Regions from separate parts of the Homo sapiens genome. Here region 2 is linked to region 1. The links are chromatin loops, found by intact Hi-C in ENCODE. Cell type or tissue: CD4-positive, alpha-beta T cell. All regions are shown on one strand. Links, peaks and the distances in the headings refer to the core of each region. The heading gives the core; the rest is flanking DNA. Region 1 overlaps ERO1A (endoplasmic reticulum oxidoreductase 1 alpha). Region 2 overlaps STYX (serine/threonine/tyrosine interacting protein).

Evidence for each region. Peaks named below come from ENCODE experiments on the same cell type or tissue, not always from the same donor. Only the 100,000 strongest peaks of a DNase experiment are listed, where the experiment ranks them.
Region 2: a loop joins it to region 1, with 10 times the contacts of the local background. A loop is called at or near these places in 2 of 110 quality-filtered maps.

What each region holds. Positions count from the first base shown.
Region 1 is chr14:52,676,217-52,681,604 of GRCh38, forward strand. It overlaps ERO1A (endoplasmic reticulum oxidoreductase 1 alpha), which reads right to left. Exons shown (of 16, transcript NM_014584.3): 4 at 2,218-2,256. Among named protein-coding and RNA genes, the nearest start is that of ERO1A, 17 kb to the right of the region's middle. In CD4-positive, alpha-beta T cell, for the core only: CTCF peaks have their summits at 2,627 and 2,830; a DNase peak (open chromatin) is centred at 2,545.
Region 2 is chr14:52,740,000-52,745,387 of GRCh38, forward strand. STYX (serine/threonine/tyrosine interacting protein) reads left to right here. Exons shown (of 11, transcript NM_145251.4): 2 at 4,853-4,885. Among named protein-coding and RNA genes, the nearest start is that of STYX, 13 kb to the left of the region's middle. In CD4-positive, alpha-beta T cell, for the core only: no CTCF peak of the experiment used is centred there; DNase peaks (open chromatin) are centred at 2,072 and 2,682; H3K4me3 peaks cover 1,716 bases; H3K27ac peaks cover 4,581 bases.

The DNA.
Region 1 (5,388 bases), core at 307-5,306:
TTATTTCAGCCAAAAGGATTCATTGCAAAATAAAAAGAGCATTACCAAACCATAAAATAACTACACAGTTATCAATTTATCAATAAAGGATAAAACTACCACAGCAAGACTATTCTCTCTATGTAGGATTGCTCGGTTTCTATTTATTTACCATGTAATTTCACAGGTTTCCCATTAACTAGTCAAAAGGCAGACTGGCAGCTTAGTAATATTGTGGGTATGATACAGGCCACAGCACAAATGGCTACTAAGTCCAAGAGACCAAGAGGGGCAGCAGTATGCAACACCTTCCCCGTGCTTCCCAAGGCTGTAAGGAGGCAGCTGTCCCTAGTCATTTGTGTCTGAGTGTAATTATTTTTCAGCAAGCACCTAGTATACTGTGCTTGAGACAAAGATTTAGTTTCTTTGCATCTAGAAAATCAGAAGAAGGATACGTTCTTGTTGGTCATCTTTGTATTAAAGTCAGAACTCTATTTAGCATACACATATCAAATAAGAGAGAAGACAACAGAGGAAGATGGAAATACAAAGTATTTGGCTGAGTGTCGTGGCTCACACCTGTAATCCCAACCCTTTGAGAGGCCGAGGTGGGTGAACAGCTTGAGTCCAGGAGTTCGAGACCAGCCTGGGCAACATGGTAGAACCCCCCTATCTACCCCAAAAAAAAAAAAAAAAGTATTTGTCTACCAATTCCATCCCAACCTATTTTAATGCAACTGTTAATAATATTTTATTTAAAACCAAGAAACTCAGAAAAAATGATAAATCAGAAAGGATGTCAGGACAACAGGTATAAGCCAGTTCTGTTCCAGACAAACCCTGGCATATGGTCACTCTATTTACTTCTTGTTGCTTTATAGGGGCTTTGGCCTTTTCTCAGGAGAAATGGGCACGAAGGAGGATTTTAAACAGAGAAGACAGATAATCTCATGTTTTAAAAAAAATCACTTTGGCTAATGCAACCAGGTAATAATCATCAAGGCTGCTAAAACTTTTCAGTGAAAAGCTATTAGGGAGCTTTAAGATGAATGTATAATGAAGCTAGTGATCAATCTTAACATCAAGAAAAAAGAGAAAGGCAGAGATTATATGTTGGTATAACACAATAGTAAGTACACAGTAACTCCTATATATATAATATATATCAAAAAAATGAATCTGAATCTGATAAATCCCCACTGACGGACAGTCTACAAAATGCACCTGACTAGTACTACTCAAAAACACCTTATCAGAAACAAAGAAAGACTGGGAAACTGTTACGGCTAAGAGAAGCCTAAGAACACATGACTACTAAATATAACATGGTGTCTTGGGTGGGATCCTAGAACAGGTAAAGGATATTAGGTAAAAATTAAAGAAATCTGGCCTGGTGTGGAGGCTCATGCCTGTAATCCCAGCACTTTGGGAGGCTGAGGGAGGAGGATCACTTGGTCAGGAGTTTCCACCCTGGGCAACATGGCAAGACTCTATCTCTACAGAATTTTTTTCTTAAAATTATCTATGCATGGAGGCATTTGCCTACACTCTCAGCTACTCGGAAAGCTGAGGGGAGAGAATCACTTTAGCCCAGGAGTTCAAGGTTACAGTGAGCTATGATCATGCCACTGCACTCCAGCCTGGACAACAGAGCCAGACCTTTTATCTTAAAAAAAAAAAAAAAAAAAAAAAAAATTAAAGAACTCTGAATAACATATGGACTTTCAGATACATTTTTTCCTCTATTTTTATTTATCTTTGATATTTTCTATAATAAAATGCTAAACAGGCCGGACGCGGTGGCTCACGCCTATAATCCCAGCACTTTGGGAGGCCAAGACGGGCGGATCACCAGAGGTCGGCAATTCGAGACCAGCCTGACCAACATGGAGAAAACCCGTCTCTACTAAAAATATAAAAATTAGCCAGGCATGGTGGTGAGTGCCTGTAATCCCAGCTACTCTGGAGGCTGAGACAAGAATCGCTTGAACCGGGGAGGCGGAGGTTGCAGTGAGCCAAGATCACGCCACTGCTCCATCTCAAAAAAATAAATAAAATAAAATACATAAAAAATAAAATGTTAAACAAAAACAAACAGAAAGAGAGCCATTCAGCATAAATACCTCTCAAGGGGTTTCACCACTGGAAGCAGATAAATGGGATAGTAGGTACAACGGAAATGGGTTTTTCAAGTTTTTCATTAAGATACTGGACACATCAATAGGTATACGTACACACCTTGTAGCTCGCAGATTTAATTCCATCAGGAACTTCATCCTGAAAAAGAAAAAAATATGTTTTTAGTTGGCATTTATTCTATCTTCTTAAAACATATCTTAAATTTCTGTGATTTATGAGAAAAATTCATATAACAAATTATCGAAGTTGGATTTTTTAACAGAATAGGTAGTATTCATATGATTGCTTAAAAGTAAATAAAAATTCAAGAACAAATTATTCTATGGATTGCTGAGCATACATTATGTATATTACAGCAAGGAGATGTAAAAATAATCATTTAGCCATTATCCCTTTTGATGTTCAAATTGTCCCGTATTTGGCCACTAGGAGATCCACTGAGTGCTGACTTGATATTGACACCTGTGTCCTTTTGCTATTACTCCAGTGGTCCTTAGTAGAATTGTTTTTGTTTTCTGTGATGGCCAGATATTCTAGATTCTTGGAACCTAGGGGTTTGGGTCATGGAGACAGATCTCTCATGAACCGCTTGGTGCCATCTCTGAGGTAATGAATTAATCTACTGGTTCTATTATCTAGAAGTAATAAGTTCTATTATCTAGAACAAATCTATTAGTTCACTCCATACCTGGCACCTCCTTGCTCTCTTGCTGTCTCTTGCCATGTGATATGACAGCTCCCTTTTTGCCTTCTGCCATGATTGTAAGCTTTAGGCCTCACCAGAAGCCAAGCAGACGCTGGCACCATGCTTCTTCCCCCTGCAGAACTGTGAGCCAAATAAGCCTCTTTTCTTTATAAATTACCCAGTCTCAGGTGTTCCCTCATAGCAATGCAAAATGGACTAACACATTTATGTTACTTTACCAGTCTCTTCCCCATCTCCTCATCTGCTATTCCACACTCCCCACAATACTGCCAGTTAACATTCTAACTCTGATCTAATCGTGGCATTTCTCTGCTAAGCTAACATTATCTGTATTTATAAACTAAGAATATTTTTAGATGGATAAATACCTTCCAATGATTTTTTTTTTTTTCAGATAGGGTCTCACTCTGTTGCCCAGGCTGGAGTGCAGTGGCAGATCTTGGCTCACTGCAACCTCCGCCTCCTGGGTTCAAATGATTCTTGTACCTCAGCCTCCCGAGTGGCACCCTGCTATGTCCAGCTCATTTTTGTATTTTTAGTAGAGACAGGGTTTCACCATGTTGGCCAAGCTGACCTCAAACTCCTGACCTCAAGTGATCTGCCTGCCTTGGCCTCCCAAAGTGATGGGATTATAGGCATAAGCCACCATGCCTGGCCTTCCAATGATCTTTTAAAGAAAAAAGCTTTTCTCCATCATAACATCAGTTCAAGAAAAAAACAAGTATTGCTGCCAGGTACAGCGGCTTATGCCCATAATCCCAGCACTTTGGGATGCCAAGGCGGGTGGATCATCTGAGCTCAGGAGTTAAAGACCCCAGTGGACAACATGGTGAAACCTTGTCTCTACCAAAAATACAAAAAATTAGCTGGGCATGATGTGTGCCTGTAGTCCGCCTGTAGTCCCAGGTACTCAGGAGGCTGAGGTGAGAGGACTGCTTAGGCCCAGGAGGCAGAGGTTGCAGTGAGCCAAGATCATGCCACTGCACTCCAGCCTGGGCAACAGAGTGAGACCCTGTCTCAAAAACAAGCAAAAAACACAAACAAAAAAAAAAAAAAAAAAAAACAAAGTATTGGCATGAAAGGCATTCTGCCTTTCACTTCTTCCCAGCTCTGCAGAAGCTTAAAATTACTGGATCCTGACTCAATATTTCAGTGCAAATTGATAACTTCCACCTGATTCTTTTATAGCACTTCAATACATTCAAATCAAACAATAAATATATATTTAACATTTCTCAAATGCTAAAATTGGTTGTTTTCTCTTGGATTTACAATGAAATACATCTCATTCATCAGTCTGTCAACTGATGGAATCAATAAGCTATTATTTTATGCTACAGTATTTTCAGGGTTTCTGCTCCCTCCAATCTTCTTTTCCAAATGGTGTCCCCTAGTTCTACACTTCATCAATAATAATCAGAAATAATTGGTATCTCAAGATGAGATTTGACTTTGCAATAACTGTAAAGTATTTGTATTTTCTAATATTAATAAAAAGCTCATTTAATGAACAAGTATAATTAAACGCCTTTATTAAGCATCTACCATATTTCAGCATTTTTACTAATTCATATAATTAGGATATTGGTAAATGTCCCCAACTAATTTTTTCTATTACTAAATTACAAACGCAAAACTTAGAATACAAAATGTTTACACTGTTAATATCACTTTAATGATATGCTCATGCTTTAATAGTGACAAGGTGTTTCATAAATTAATCCTTTAATTTTCAATAAGTTGTATCTATATGAGGATTAATGTAACAAAAAACATGCTTCTCATTCTCATGGTAAAATGCCCATAAATAGTATATGACATTGGCCTTAATTCCACATGCTAGATAAGTCTGTGTAACAATATTTACATATGTAAAATTAAACCACCCAAAACCACAATACCACTTCACACCTATTAGGATAACTATTATCCAAAAGAATAGAAAGTAAAAGTATTGTCAAGAATGTGAAGAAACTGGAACTCTTGTACATTGCTGGTAGGAATGTAAAACGGTACAGCCACTGTTGAAGACAGTATGGCAGATCCTCAGAAAAAAACAAACGGAACTAACACATGATCCAGCAATTCCACTTCTAAGTATATACCCCAAAAAACTAAAGTAGGGACTCAAATAAATATTTGTGCATAGCAGCATTATTCACAATAGCAAAAAGGTAGAAATAACCCAAAAGTCCATCAACAGGTGACTATATAAACAAAACATAGTATAGGCATACAGTGGAATGTTATTCAGCGTTAAAAAGGAATCGAAGCTGGGCATGGTGGCTCACACCTGTAATCCCAGCACTTTGGGAGGCTGAGGCAGGCAGATCACCTGAGGTTACCAGTTCGAGACCAGCCTGACCAGCATGGACCAACATGGAGAAACCCCATCTCCACTAAAAATACAAAATTAGCTGGGCGTGGTGGCACACACCTGTAATCCCAGCTACTTGGGAGGCTGGGGCAGGAGAATCGCTTGAACCCAGGAGGCGGAGGTTGCAGTGACCTGAGATCATGCCACTGCACTCCAGCCTGGGCAACAGGGTGAGACATCATGTCAA
Region 2 (5,388 bases), core at 148-5,147, 64 kb after region 1:
TGGGCGCGGTGGCTCATGCCTGTAATCCCAGCACTTTGAGAGGCCGAGGCAGGTGGATCATGAGGTCAGGAGTTCAAGACCAACCTGGCCAAGATGGTGAAACCCCATCTCTACTAAAAATACAAAAATTAGCCAGGTTTGGTGGTGGGCGCTTGTAATCCCAGCTACTCAGGAGGCTGAGGCAGATAATTGCTTGAACCTGGGAAGCGGAGGTTGCAGTGAGCTGAGATCGTGCCACTGCATTGCACTCCAGCCTAGGCGACAGAGCGAGACTCCGTCTCAAAAAGAAAAAAAAAGTATCTAGTAAACAATTACATTTCCCTCATTGCTGGCTTAGAAATTACATGCTTTATTTCTATTCTGTTAATATCCATAAATTAGTCATTATTTTATGCAGCCAATATTTGTTTAATTGTAACTGTATGTTTGCCGTAAAGTTCATTCTTACATTGAAAGACTGTATAGTATATTGATTCAGAGAATGAACTCTGGGTTCAGACTCTCTGGATCCAAAATCAAGTTACTTAGGTTCTCTATGACTAAAATAGACAGTGATAGTATCCCTTCTTCAAAGAACATTTTAACTTTTTTTCTTTAAAGATATTTTTCCGAGCATATATTCTTAATTAACAGTTGTTTTTGTCCTGCCACTATGAATGAATTATTTGTGTCCTCTGGCTTCTGTTCATGCAATTGAGAAGTCAGTGTCCATCTGATTGTCCTTCCTTTGTGTGTAATCTGTCTTTTGTCTAGTTGATCTTTTTTAATAAAGGTAAAATTTATATAGTGTAATGTACAAATAGTAAGTGTGCAGTTCATTGAGTTTTGATGAACATACACTAATCCACCCCATCAAGATACAAGAACATTCTATTAGCATAGAAGGTTACATCTATTTCCAGGCATTTCCTCTCCCATTCCACAATAGGAAACCAGATTTCTATCAACATAGATTAGTTTTCCTTGCTCTTGAACTTGATACAAATGGAATCATGCAAATGGACTCTTTTGTGTGTGGCTTTCTTCACTGAGCATAATGTCAATGAAATTCATCCATGTTGTTGTGTTTATGAGTACTTCGTAGACTTTTATCCCTGAGTACTACTATTCCTTTGTATGAAGAGACCATAGACATTTGAGTTCTTTGAGACTACAATAAATAAAGCTGCTATAAATATTCATGTATAAGTCTTTGTGTGGATATATGTTTTTATATATATATATATATATATTTTTTTTTTGGTAAAGCCTAGGAGTGGAATGGCTAGATATTATAATAGGGTAGGTGTATGTTTACCATTTCATTTTACATTCCCACCAGCAATGTGTGAGAGTCCCAGTTGCTCCACATCATCACCAGCATTTGGTGTTGTCAATTTTTTTAACTTTAACCATTCTAATGGTAGGTAATGATATCTTTTGATTTTACTTTTGAGTTTCGTGTGTGTGTGTATGAGAGATGGAGTCTCACTCTGTCACCCAGGCTGGAGTGCAGTGGTGCAATCTCGGCTCACTGCAGCTTCCACCTCCCAGATTCAAGCAACTCTCCTGCCTCAGCCTCCCGGGTAGCTGGGACTACAGGCGTGCCACCTCCATGCCTGGCTAATTTTTATATTTTTAGTAGAGACAGGGTTTCACCATGTTGCCCAAGCTGGTAAACTTCTGAGCTCAAGTGATCCGCCTACCTCAGTCTCCCAAAGTACTTGGTAATTTACAGGTGTAAGCCACCGCACCTGGCCTATTCACTGATTTTTAATTTCAATTATACTTCTTATTTCTACATATTCTGTGTTTTTAAAAATCAATTTCTTAGTCTGGTCATATTTTGATACTCTAATTTCTTTAAATTTTTTATATTTTTCGTTATTGCTTATAATATCTGCAGTTTTGTAAGTGTAACTCAGTTGTTTCTGCTTCCTGTGGTGGCTCATTTCCTGTTTTTAAATTAGTTTTTGATTGTGAGCTTGTTGGGACTTTATCTGTGTGAATTATTTCTGATCTAGGTTTAAGGTGTGTTTTTCTAGAGAATATGCATTTGCTTCTTCCAGGAATCCAGGGATGCAATCTACCCAGGACCACTTACATTAAATTCTCACTTGGCCTCACAAAAGTAACTGAATTCTAACCCCAAACTTGAGTGGATGCCAGATTGTGGTTAGGAAGACCCCACTCCACCACTACCAATACCTACCCAGAGCCAAAGCTAGGAAGGACAAGAGTACTCACTTCTGTGGGATGAGTTGAGTTTTTGTTTTTCTTTCTTTCCCTAGTTTATCTTTCACTGAGGATGTTGCCTTTGGGAGTTCTAGCTTTTTGGTCTTGATCTGAGTTCGACTTTGAGCAGATCATAGACTTTGTCTTATGTTTACAAGTACGTTTCCACTTAAAATAAGGCCGTAGTGAAGATGTAGAACAACTAGAAGTCCCATACATTGCTGGTGGGAGTGTACAGTGGTTTTACAAAACTTTTGGCAGTATCTAGTAAAGCCAAACATAGGCCTACCCTGTGTCAAAAGACAAAATTACAACAAATTTAGCTTAAAAATCTAACTCACTTTTATTAGTGGTTCATGAATCAGGCAGTGTGTCATCAAAAGATTTAGAAAAGGCATTTCAGTGTGCTGAGCAGAGGAAGTTGAATTTATAGGCAAAATCTAGCTAAATAAAGCAGAAATGAAACAAAAAGTGGATTGGTCATTTCAAAGTTAGTTTCTTTATAGTATTAAAACACAGGGGACTTCCTTATGCTGGCTCAGGATAACTGGCCTCCTTCTGATTGATTGCTATGAATCTTTTGATTTTTTTTTTTTTTTTGAGATGGAGTTTCACTGATGTTGCCTAGGCTGGAGTGCAATGCCACGATCTCAGCTCACTGCAACCTCCGCTTCCAGGTTCAAGCGATTCTCCTGCCTCAGCCTCCCAAGTAGCTGGGATTACAGGCTCCCGCCACCATGCCTGGCTAATTTTTGTATTTTTAGTAGAGATGGAGTTTCACCATGTTGGCCAGGCTGGTCTCAAATTCCTAACCTCAGGTGATCCACCCGCCTCAGCCTCCCAAAGTGCTGGGATTACAGGTGTGAGCCACCGCGCCCGGCTTTTTGATTTTTTTAAACTGTCATTACTCGGGGTTTATAGTCTACTACTATATTGCTGAGAACAGTTTTCAAGATTAAAAATAAAAATGTTTTCTGTTTCTCTTAGTTAAAAAAAAAAACCTGTCTCTCATTGTAGGATTATTATTCTCTCTTTTCATTATAGATGTATACTATTTCTACCTTCTGTGTTAAAAATACTTTTCTGGGCCGGGGGCAGTAGCTCACTCCCGAAATCCCAGCACTTTGGGAGGCCGAGGCGGGCAGATCACGAGGTCAGGAGATCAAGACCATCTTGGCTAACACGGTGAAACCCCGTCTCTACTAAAAGCACACAAAAAAATTATGGCGTGGTGGTGGGTGCCTGTAGTCCCAGCTACTCGGGAGGCTGAGGCAGGAGAATGGTGTGAACCCGGGAGACGGAGCTTGCATTGAGCCGAGATCGCGCCACTGCACTCCAACCTGGATGACAGTGTAAGACTCGGTCTCAAAAAATAAAAAAATAAAAAAAATACTTTTCTGACTTAGAGAATCTGGGTGAAGGGTAAATGGAATTCCTTGTACTATTTTTGCAACTTTTCTATAATCCTAAAATTGTTTCAAAATAAAAGGTTAAAAAAATATTTTCCAGACTACTTCAGAAACCTAATTACTAATAATAATTCTGAGTTTTAAGCAACCAACTTAGAAACTTTTGGAATGCAGTCAACCCACTGACAAATGAGGACTATCTGTACTATAGTATTTTTTTAGACGGGGTCTCAGTCTGTCACCCTAGCTGGAGTGGTGGGGTGATCTCAGCTCATTGCAACCTCTGCCTCCCAGGCTCAAGCGATCTTCCCACCTCAGCCTCCTGTGTAGATGGGATTACAGGCAGGCTCCACCATGCCCAACGAATTTTTTTGTATTTTTAGTAGAGAAGGGGTTTCACCCTGTTTCCCAGGCTGGTCTCAAACTCCTGAGCTCAAGCAATCTGCCTGCCTCGGCATCCCAAAGTGCTGGGATTACAGACATGAGCCACAGAGCCTGGCCTTTTAGTCTATTTCGATTCTTCATTTCAATTCACTATACTTTTTTTCTAAGTTTTAAAATATTTTTTATCTTTTACCATTGACATTTTGTGTTGTTTTACAGCTTCTTTATATTGGTCTGCATTCCAAAGACAAAATGAAGTCTCTTATGTTTTGTGATATGTGTTAAAATAATTGAACTAGACAAGAATGTTAGGCCCAAGTGAGATGAAGGAAAGGCTCTTTGATAAGCATTTGGCATTTTAGATCAGAGATGGCAAGTACGTATGACATAGCATTCTTCTTTTATCCATTTCAGATATTATTTGTTGATCAGACACTCTTCTTCCTGTCTTGGACCACACAGTGTTTTAGGTATCTGCTGTCAGTTGATTAGAGTTGGCATGAGAAACAAAAAAAATCTATTGGCATCTCTGACTTAGAAGATCAGTTTTGGGAGAATCTTCTGGAATATCTATTCTATTCTTAAGTTTAATGAGTAATTTCATCCATTTTATGAAGTAACATAACAATTCTGGAAGCCTAGTTATTTAAAGAATGCTTTAAGCTTTGTTTCTTGTCACTTCAATTTTCAGATGTTTGTGAAACCAAGTCTGCTATTTTAATAAAATGTTCTTAAAGTATAATGTAACTTTAAAAAATCTACATACTTGTGTGTCACATCTTTAGCCTTTAATTGGGTGACTTTTTAAATGTTATCTACTTTTATTCTTATGTTTTCCTTCCCAGGAGTGGACCTACCCTATGAGACGAGAGATGCAGGTATGGCAACCTTTTCTTTGTTCAAACCAACCCATGTTATTATCATAATAAGAACCTTAGTTTATAGGATTTGAGACCTGCTGATTTCATGATCTGTAGGTTCATCATTATGTATTTTAAATAATTATTTTAAATATTTAAGGTTAATCTTGGATCTTAAAACGATGGGAAATTAGAAAGAGGAACGTAGTAATAGGTGTATGTGCTTAATGAGTCACTTTCTCTTGGTTTTTTTTTTGTTTTTTTTTTTTTTGAAACAGAGTTTCGCTCTTGTTGCCCAGGCTAGAGTGCAATGGCACGATCTCGGCTCACCGCAACGTCCACCTCCCGGGTTCAAGTGATTCTCCTGCCTCAGCCTCCCGAGTAGCTGGGATTACAGGCATGCGCCACCACACCCAGCTAATTTTGTATTTTTAGTAGAGACAGGGTTTCTCCTTGTTCAGGCTGGTCTCACACTCCTGACCTCAGGTGATCCAGTGACCTCAGGTGATCCACCCACCTTG